Regions from separate parts of the Homo sapiens genome. Here region 1 is linked to region 2. The links are chromatin loops, found by intact Hi-C in ENCODE. Cell type or tissue: GM12878. All regions are shown on one strand.

Region 1 (5,000 bases), 250 kb after region 2:
CAGGGAGGTGGGCGCATGGACGGAAAGGGGACAGGGATGGAGGTGGAGAGGGAGAGAGAGAGGGCAAGAAAGAACGGGTGGGGAGTGGGGGCAGGAACTGAGTCCCCAGGTGAGCTGGCCCCAGCAGTGGTCTCATAAGAGCTCAGAAGGTCTTGGACCCAAAGCAGTAAGAACAATGCCCCTGTGCTCCCCGCAAGCACAGGGCGGTCCCGCCCTCAGAGTCAGTCAGAGGATGCCCACCTCCCTTCTTACTAGCTACACAGCCTTGGGCACGCCGTGTAACTCCGGGCCTCAGCTTCCTCCTTTGTGGAATGGGATAGCCAATTCTACATTGCAGGGTGGCAAGGCACACACAGACACAACACCTCCTGGATTCCTGCAGCAATCAACAGCTCGTCTCGTGATCAGGCCTGCAATCTGATTCTTGGCACAGGAACTCCAGACCCCCTCATTACAGCAGACATTTGGAACGCGTTTATTTCCCATCTTCTCCTGGTCTCACTTCACACCTCACAGCCAGGTACAAGCACAGAGGTGGATGTAATTCATGGCCTCATGGCCACCATCACTTCAGGGACCTTCAGGATCCTGCAGCCCCATCCTGCCCCACCCCCTACCCAAACCAAGCAGGACTCCAAGGCCTGGAAATTTTTCTTCCTCCTCTATTCTTTTTTTTTTTTTTTTTTTTTTTTTTGAGACGGAGTTTCACTCTTGTTGCCCAGGCTGGGCAATGGCGCGATCTCGGCTCACCACAACCTCCGCCTCCAGGGTTCATGCCATTATCCTGGCTCAGCCTCCTGAGTAGCTGGGACTACAGGCACCCACCACCATGCCCGGCTAATTTTTTGTATTTTAAGTAGAGACAGGGTTTCACCGCGTTAGCCAGGATGGTCTCGATCTCCTGACCTCATGATCTGCCCGCCTCGGCCTCCCAAAGTGCTGGGATTACAGGTGTGAGCCACCGCGCCTGGCCTCCTCCTCTATTCTTTACCCCCAACCTGTATTCTCCACCCCCAACCCTAACCTTCCTAATTTATTTATTTATTTATTTATTTATTTATTTATTTAGAGACAGAGTCTTGCTCTGTCGCTAAGGCTGGAGTGCACTGGCTCACTGCAACCTCTGCCTCCCAGGTTCAAGTGACTCTCCTGCCTCAGCCTCCCGAGTAGCTGGGATTACAGGCATGCGCCATCACGCCCAGCTAATCTTTGCTTTTTTTTTTTTCTTTTTTTTGACAGAGTCTCGCTCAGTCGCCCAGGCTGGAGTGCAGTGGCACGATCTCGGCTCACTGCAAGCTCCGCCACCCGGGTTCACGCCATTCTCCTGCCTCAGGCGCCCGAGTAGCTGGGACTACAGGCGCCCGCCAATATGCCCAGCTAATTTTTTGTATTTTTAGTAGAGACGGGGTTTCACTGTGTTAGCCAGGCTGGTCTCGAACTCCTGACCTCTAGTGATCCGCTCACCTCGGCCTCCCAAAGTGCTGGGATTACAGGCATCCCTATTTAAAATTGTCCCAGCCTCTGTCCCTTCCCTGAAAACCCCATCATTCTGTTAGGTGATACCAGATTCTTAAAGAGTGATTCGGGAAAAACGAATGGGCCCTAAGGGGCATGCCAGTGTGCCCCATTCCAATTACAGTCACCCACAGGAGAGAGGAAAGGTCGTCCAAGTGGCCACCAACAAGAAACTATTTCATCAGATTTCTTTTTTGTTTGTCTGTTTGAGACGGAGTCTCACCCCGTCACCCAGGCTGGAGTGCAGTGGCGCGATCTCGGCTCACTGCAACCTCTGCCTCCCGGATTCAAGTGATTCTCTTGCCTCAGCCTCCCAAGTAGCTGGGACTACAGGCACGCACCACCACATCCAGCTAATTTTTGTATTTTTAGTAGATACAGGGTTTCACCATGTTGCCCAGGCTGCTGTCAAACTCCTGACCTCATGATCCGCCCACCTCAGCCTCCCAAGGTGCTGAGATTACAGGCGTGAGCCACTGCGCCCGGCCTATTTCTTCAGATTTCTTATAGGACATAAGTCACTCAGATCCCCTCACAGGCTTTCTGTCAACTTACTGAGAGGGAAACTGAGTCAAGGAAGAGTGAAGTGACTTGGGTGAGCAGCAGAGTTGAGGGTTGTGGTCTTTCTGATGTGCAGTCTCCATGAGACCAGATCCAGAACAATCCATGCCCCACCGCACTAGCACACAGCTGGTTCCCATTCCCCAGGCGTGGGAAACAGCCGGGCTGGTTGGAGGCCTGCCAGGGTGGGAGGTCTGGTCACCAGGTGCCCCAGGACAGGGAGGAGGGGGCAAAGCAGGGGGTCCGGCATTCAGATTCCCATACTGGTCTCACCGTTTATCATCCGTGTGACCTTGACAAGTGCCTTCTCCTCCCTCGATGCAGTTTCCCCGTTTGAAAACAGGTGTGATGTTGTTAAAACCTCCCTGGAGTGTTACATTAAACGAGGTAGTGGATGTACAGCTCTTCGTAAAGTGTAAAGTGATAGAGAGGGTAACAATAGACACTCTTCCATAACAATAGCTGGAATAATCGCCTCTGCTGTGGGGACCTCAGTGGCTAGTTTAGGGGTCATCTTTCCCCGTGAGATGAGGAATTACTCCCCTGTGACACACGAGGACAGAAGGCATTTGCTTTGGTTACAGAGTGAGGGGACTGGCATTGCTGAGCCTGTGTGCTCCCACGTCACGTGGTCCCTGGCAGGTCCCCACTTTGCCCCTGTCTGACCAAAGCTCCTCCCAGGAAGGGAGACTTTAGGCCCCAAACTTAGCAGGTCCAGACCAACTCCTGATTGGCTGGCCTAGCCCAGTGCCTGGCACATCATAGGTCAAAACATGCTCGTGGAATAAATGCTCATGAATGGCGAATGTGGGGTCTTCCCACACCCTTGACTCATAAGTTTAAAATCTACCCAAAAACCCCAGCATTGCAGAGACATGCCCAGGCAGACAGGCCCCTCTGTGGAAAGAGCTGTTTGTCATGGCTAAAGGTAAGGGCCCCATTTCAGACACTGTCCTGGAAGAGTCCCAGACAGTCAACAGATGACCCTGCCTTTTAACATCCACCCCATCCCTGCCAAGCACAGGGTCCCGGGCTCTGACGCAAGCACCTCTGCAAATAGATGTCGTTTCCATGGGAACTGAAACCCCAGTTTGTTTTTCCCTCCAAGGCACTCTGTAATTTCCAGCACAGTCTGTGCAACGTCAGCCTGGTAACCTCGTGCTGAGCTGTTCTCCGGGTCTGTGTCCAGCACAGGGAGCTGAGCTGACCTAGAGAGGTCATGGCAAGACTGTGCTCCCAGAAGGGCCTCCAGAGTTCGTGGGCACCAGCCCCTGCCTCCCCCCTGCAGAGGGGTACCCAGTAGATAGGTGGAGTCAGAGACGAGTCCTTGAACCTCCCTAAGGGAGGCCTGGGGGGTTAGGGGGGAGTGGAAGGACGGGGGCTCATTTCCAGTAAGAAGTGGGAGGGAAGGAAAAGGTCTCAGTCTGGAAGCCTGGGCCCCAGGGAGGGCGGGCGATGGGTAACAGATGATTTCTGGCTGCTAGAGGAGGGTGTGCTCTCAGCAGTTGGATCATTAGCCTCTATTGTCTGAGCCTCCGTGAGGAAACAGCCGTGGAAGCAAAAGCAGAGGCGAGAAGGACTTGGGGAGATGGAGGCGGAAAGGAGGGGGAGGAGGTTAGCGGACGAGGCAACGATGAACTTTAAGGACAAGATGCCAAGAGGACGGAGGAGGGGCTGCCGTGCCAGAAGAGTGCTGCCCCCTGTCCCCAGCACCATTCAAGCTTAGGGCCTGGGGAGGCAGGTCCTTTCCTGCTCCAGCCTTGAGATGACCAAGGCCCCAGCCAACACCTTGATGGCCGCCTGTGAGAGACCCAGAGCCGAGGACCCAACAGAGGCCCAGGCTGCAGCTGACATGCTCCGGAGTCCTTCCATCTGCCACGGGGAATGGACAAAGTGTTCCTCCAACCCCTCGGGGTGGCCTAGGGGCCCTCAAGGACCCCAGAAGGGGAGTCTGAGGCCAGAGTGAGAACCGGGATGCCTTTGAACTAGCTCTTTGGCCCCTCTCTCTCTCTTTCTCAGTGCCCTCAACAATAACACCTGCTCTCATGCTTCCAGGGCACTGTGGGCGAGGTGAGGACTCCGGTGTGAAAGTGCGACTGCCAGAGCCTGGCTGTTGTTACTACTACCCATGGGGGGGCCCTGCCCGCACCTCCCACCCCTCCACCGTGTCCCGAGCCACAAGGCAGAGTGACTGCCTCTCTTCAGCCACAGTCCCTGGGTTATTCAACAGCGGCTACCAGGACAGGCAGCCAAGGCCCTAAAGAAAGGGAGAGTAATGCTAGGAGGGAAACAGGACATGGCAGGCAGCACCCTCTCCCCAGACTGGCATCCATTGCCACTGCTTCCTGGGGGCCCTGTAGCCTGGTGGCCCCATACCCTGGCCCTCATACTCTAGCCCAGCCTCAGCATCTCAGGCCACCTCCCCACTCCACCTTGCGGTTAACAACAACAGTCAAACCACTGACCTGATTTTCTGCAGAGAGGAAAAGATAATAGGGCACCTCGGTGCATGTTCGCATGCACACACACACAAACACAGACACACACACACATGCACACACATACATGCATGCACACAGACATGCACGCACACACTCATGCATTCACACGCGTACACTCGCACACATGCACACACACACACACGCACGCATGCACACACCCCCACTCAATGGAAACTTTCTCTGTCTCCTTGACAGGAACCCAGCCCTGCCAGGGAGCTTCCTCAGGTAGAAAGTTCAGTGTTTATCTGCGGTTGATCAGAGGCCCGAGTTGAGTTCCTGGAGCCTCCCTGGGTGAGCACCGCCGGCCTGACCTGCCTCCCCTGCCCAGGGACAGTGCCTCTGGCCTGTCTAGGTCTCTGTGGGGTATCTGCTTTCTCCCTGAACTCTTGGCATTGTGCTGGGCACTGAGAAAGGGATTGATAA
Region 2 (5,000 bases):
AAATCTTTCATTTTCAACCATGTAAGATCAGAAGTTCCTCCACACAAGAAAAGGAAAATGAAAGAGTGGAAGTTGGGGTGGACACTTGGATAATAACTAATATCAACAGAAGTAATAATTGCCCAGACATATTTATCTATAATAAGGGAAAGAGGAAAATTACCTTAATTAAAGGAGGCAGCAGGTGCCAAGACAAATTACAGACTGTAGAAGTAGCAAAGAGGAAGTATGATATTCATAAGAGTAGTGTCGAAATAATGACCTGTATTGTGTTATGAGATATAGCTCTTGCCTTGAAATCTCACATCTGTTAAGGCACTCATTCAATCTCAGGTACCTTAATAAAAGACCTTTGATAGAGGCTAGAAAATCAAGGATGGATTAGAGAAAAAAAAAGCAGTAGCACAAAAGGCCATGGAACACTAGCGGAGTGGATCTGCGGGGACAGTAGCAGAGTAAGATGGAAACAACAGGTAACCCTGAAATAAATATATAATTTCAAAATACAAGTTTTCCCATATCGATTTTTTATTCTGCTACCCTTAAAAGGTGCTTTAATATATCAGTTGGTTTTAATAGAAATATGACCTATATATCATCAATGTCCAGTGGAACATCAAAAGTCTTGTGGGAAAAGGGCCATTTATCCCGGGTCAGGATCCCACGTCCATCATGCCTGGCCCTCACTTCATAAATGCCAGCCTCCTTTCTTTCCCATTTGATTGTGACAAGCCTCACAAATTTCCACAATTGCCCAGGGAGCAATCCTGCTGATTACTGAGAAACAATGTTCTACTAGTCCTCAGAGTGTTTTCATCCCTTGCCACGGCTTCTTTGATGTCCTCAGAAACACTCCCTGGAGTGCTCCTTGACAGAGACCGAGAGCAACTACTGTACGCAGCTGGCGCAGATCCAGGCTCAGATCGGGGCCCTGGAGGAGCAGCTGCACCAGGTCAGAACCGAGACCGAGGGCCAGAAGCTGGAGTATGAGCATCTCCTCGATGTCAAGGTCCACTTGGAAAAAGAAATTGAGACCTACTGCCGCCTGATAGATGGAGATGGAAAGTAAGTAAAGCCATTTGAAAATCCAGTTTTTACCTCTTTTAAGCTACAAATGTGGGCTGCCCATTAGCCTTCCATACTTCCAAGCCTTTTCTTTTTCATTCCCACTGCAGAAAAGCATGTCCATCTCTTGTTTTTTTGGAAGAGAGTCATCTCTTCCAAATCCTGTTCATCACAGTGTTCTCCTCTGCATTAGATGACTGGAAATGTTCCTGCAGCCATTCCCATCTGTTGTCCATGTTAATCACTGTGGGTTTCAAGATTCTCTCCACCTCCCACAAGCAGGCTTTATCCTTCTTTCAGTGCATACCTAATTTCACTGCTGCCCTGAAATAAATGTACTCTGTACAAACCACCTGGATCCATATATATATGTATGTCCTTAAGTTTTAAATTCTTGGGTGTAAAAAAAAAAATCAAATGGAAACAAGATTTATTTATATTCTCTCTTTAGATAACATTTAATTACTTTCAGCTCCTACACATAAAAATCTTAAGAGTTTCCTCTATAGAAAACTAAGACCTGTTTTTGGCATACAAATTTCATTCATTGAGTCAATGAATATTTCTGAAGCGATAGTAAGCAGAAATATAAAAGAATAAACTATATTTCTTTTACAGTTCATGCTCCAAATCAAAGGGCTTTGGATCAGGAAGCCCTGGGAATTCATCTAAAGGTAATAAAATCTAGTTCTATTTCTTTTCTTTTCTTTTCTTTTTTTAAATTTTTTTGAGACAGAGTCTCGCTCTGTTGCCCAGGCTGGAATGCAATGGTGCTATCTCGGCTCACTGCAACCTCCACCTCCTGGGTTCAAGTGATTCTCCTGCCCCAGCCTCTTGAGTAGCTGGGATTACAGGCACCCACCACCATGCCCAGCTAGTTTTTATATTTTTAATAGAGACGGAGTTTCACCATGTTGGCCAGGCTGGTCTCAAACTCCTGACCTCAGGTGATCTGCCCACCTCGGCCTCCCAAAGTGCTAGGATCACAAGCATGAGCCCTCTAGTTCTATTTCTATCACAGCAATACTTTTACATTAATGGCAGTCATACACTACAACCGTAGTCAATATTTAAGTAGTTTTAGCTAAACTGTTCTGAATAGGAAGTATCAAGTGGCTAAAACTATCCCAAGCTATTATTATAAATATATACTTACTCCCTCAATCAAAAATATGCATAATATATTATATTGAACTAGCAGTGGAATTGTCATGTAATCTTTTTGGTTGAATATATGTATGCCTATGTTTTATTTCTAGATTTATCCAAAACCACACTGGTAAAGACAGTGGTTGAAGAGCTAGATCAACGTGGTAAAGTTCTTTCATCAAGGATTCACTCCATTGAAGAAAAGACATCTAAAATGACCAACGGCAAGACAGAACAAAGGGTTCCTTTCTAGCTGTCATTTTAGAGAAAAGAATAATTTGGGAAAGGATCCTGTACAATTGCATTATTCTAAATATCAGAGAGAATATACACACTTTTTACTTTTAAAGATACATTACTTAGCAAAAATACCTGTTTTCTTAGTTTTACAGGATATTGAGTGTTTGTTTCCAATAAATAAAAAAGTTGATGTGCATTCATTTCCATTCACTGATGACTAATAAATAACTATTTGTGATTTTTTTCTATGTCTCATTCATAGAGAAACACTTGTGGAATATATTTTAATTGCCTTTCACTGTTGTTTTAAATAATAGTCAATACCGCCACATGGCATTTGAATATGAAACATTCACTATGCATAATCTTTAAATCACATCGTGTCTATGTGGGCAAATAATCAAAAACTTCAGAAATTCTCCTGTGACTGAAAAGTCTCACCACTAGATGACGCATTCCTGGTATTTTACCAAGAGCCTCTCTCAAACTCTTCTTTCCACAATACCCAGGATACCATTCCTCGTCTAAACAGGATAATCTCCGGAAAAATCCACAGCAATATGGCTTGTGTTAGTGACACTTTTCCTAGAACAGGGGTCAGAAGCTTTTTTTGTGAAGACCCAGATAGTAAATATTTTAGGCATGGCAGGCCGTAAAGTCTCTATTTCAACTACAAACCTCAGCCGTAGACAATAGATGAATGAATGAACATGACTGTGTTCCAATAAAACTTAATTTATTAATGCTGAAATTTGAATTGTAAATATTTTTACCTGTCGTGGAATATTCTTCTTCTTTTAACTTTTTTTGACCATTTAAAAATGTAAAACCATTCCTAGCTCACAGTCTGTACAAAAACACATAGCAGGCCAAATTTAACCCACCAACACCTGTTCTCGAATGTGAAGCCCCATGAGGCTGATGAACATCATGATTCTTGTGATTATGACTATTTATACCTTTCTGGATCAAAATGTATGGTAGGAATTCCCAACAAATATTAAATTGCCTAAAAGGAAAGCAGCTCCTTTATTTCTCTGGTATATGGCCTGATTCCAGTGAAAATCTCCAGCAAGAGAAGGAATTCTGTCTCACAATCCTCCAGTCACATGGGATTCAGAGAAGTGGCAAAGAATGAGATATTTACAAAATCTTCAGCCAAAAGCCATCAAATGAAGCAAATACTAGAAATCCACAGAGAAATGATTTCCAAATGTACAATATTCAGGGCCAGCTACATAATTTTCAGGACCTAGCGCCAAATGAAAACATAGGATTCCTTGTTCAACAATCAGGAAAAATGTATCACCCAAAGGCACTAAAATATCAAGCTGTTTCCTTGCATCTGCATTTATGTTTTCAATTTGTCCTGGATTTTGTTGTTTTGATTTGGGGTTTTCTGTTGTTGTTGTTGTTGTTGCTGTTTTGTTTCCTTTCTTTTTTTTTCTTTTCTTTTTTTTTTTTTTTTTTTTTGCTATTTAGTTTTGTTCTAAGTAAAGTGTATTAGTCCATTCTCACACTGCTATAAAGAAACTACCTGAGACTGGGTAATTTATAAAGAAGAGGTTTAATTGACTCATAGTTCCATATGGCTGGGGAGGCCTCAGTAAACTTGTAGTCATGGCAGAAGGTGAAGGGAAGCAAAGACCTTCTTCACATAGTGGCGGGAAAGGGAGAGTGTGTGAGGGCACAGAAAAAACTACCATTTATAAAACCATCAGATCTCGTGAGAATTCACACTATCTCAGAGAACACCAGGGGGAAACCACCCCCATAATCCAATCACTTCCCTGTCTCAACACATGGGGATTACAATTCAAGGTGAGATTTGGGTGGAGGTACAGAGCCAAACCATATCATAATGAAAAATTAAAGTTCTAAATTATTGGCATACATGTTACTATGAGTTTTTATATTGTGCCATGCCAGTTTGAAATCCAAGCAAAAGAACATTTAACTTGTATACAGAATCCCCAAAATCACACAATTCATAATTTGTAGCTCATACATGCATATGTATTTTGTTCCTACCAAAACAGTGGAAACACTGCACAAAACAAACTCAATTGTTTTTATTTCACTTCTGTATATACCCACCTTCTACCAGCATTCTCTACCTTTGGTTTACCAATGAGTAAAAAGACTGAAAGGAAAAGGAACTATGGATTGTTTGATCTTTCTATGTCATCATTTTCCACTTATGCAGTTGGCAACACAGGCAAGCAGGAAAGCAGCAGAAAAAACTATATGATAGGCTGGGCGCAGTGGCTCATTCTTGTAATCCCAACACTTTGGGAGTCCAAGGCGGTTGGATCACCTGAGGTCAGGAGTTCGAGACCAGCCTGGCCAACAGGAAGAAACCCCATCTCTACTAAAAATACAAAAATTAGCTGGGCGTGGTGGCACACCCATGTAATCCCAGCTACTCAGGAGGCTGAGGCACGAGAATCACTTGAACCCGGGAGGTGGCAGTTGCAATGAGCCAAGATGGCACCACTGCACTCCAGCCTGGGTGACAGAGCAAGACTCTGTTTCAAAAAAAAAAA

Evidence for each region. Peaks named below come from ENCODE experiments on the same cell type or tissue, not always from the same donor. Only the 100,000 strongest peaks of a DNase experiment are listed, where the experiment ranks them.
Region 1: a loop joins it to region 2, with 3 times the contacts of the local background. A loop is called at or near these places in 2 of 110 quality-filtered maps.

What each region holds. Positions count from the first base shown.
Region 1 is chr17:40,540,975-40,545,974 of GRCh38, reverse strand. No RefSeq gene overlaps it. Among named protein-coding and RNA genes, the nearest start is that of CCR7, 22 kb to the left of the region's middle. RefSeq lists enhancers at 2,848-3,017, 3,298-3,427. In GM12878, no CTCF peak of the experiment used is centred here; DNase peaks (open chromatin) are centred at 2,794 and 4,633; H3K27ac peaks cover 1,602 bases.
Region 2 is chr17:40,789,894-40,794,893 of GRCh38, reverse strand. It overlaps KRT28 (keratin 28), which reads left to right. Exons shown (of 8, transcript NM_181535.3): 6 at 848-1,065; 7 at 1,684-1,739; 8 at 2,325-2,698. The coding sequence ends at 2,467. Among named protein-coding and RNA genes, the nearest start is that of KRT28, 7.6 kb to the left of the region's middle. In GM12878, a CTCF peak has its summit at 2,897; a DNase peak (open chromatin) is centred at 2,899.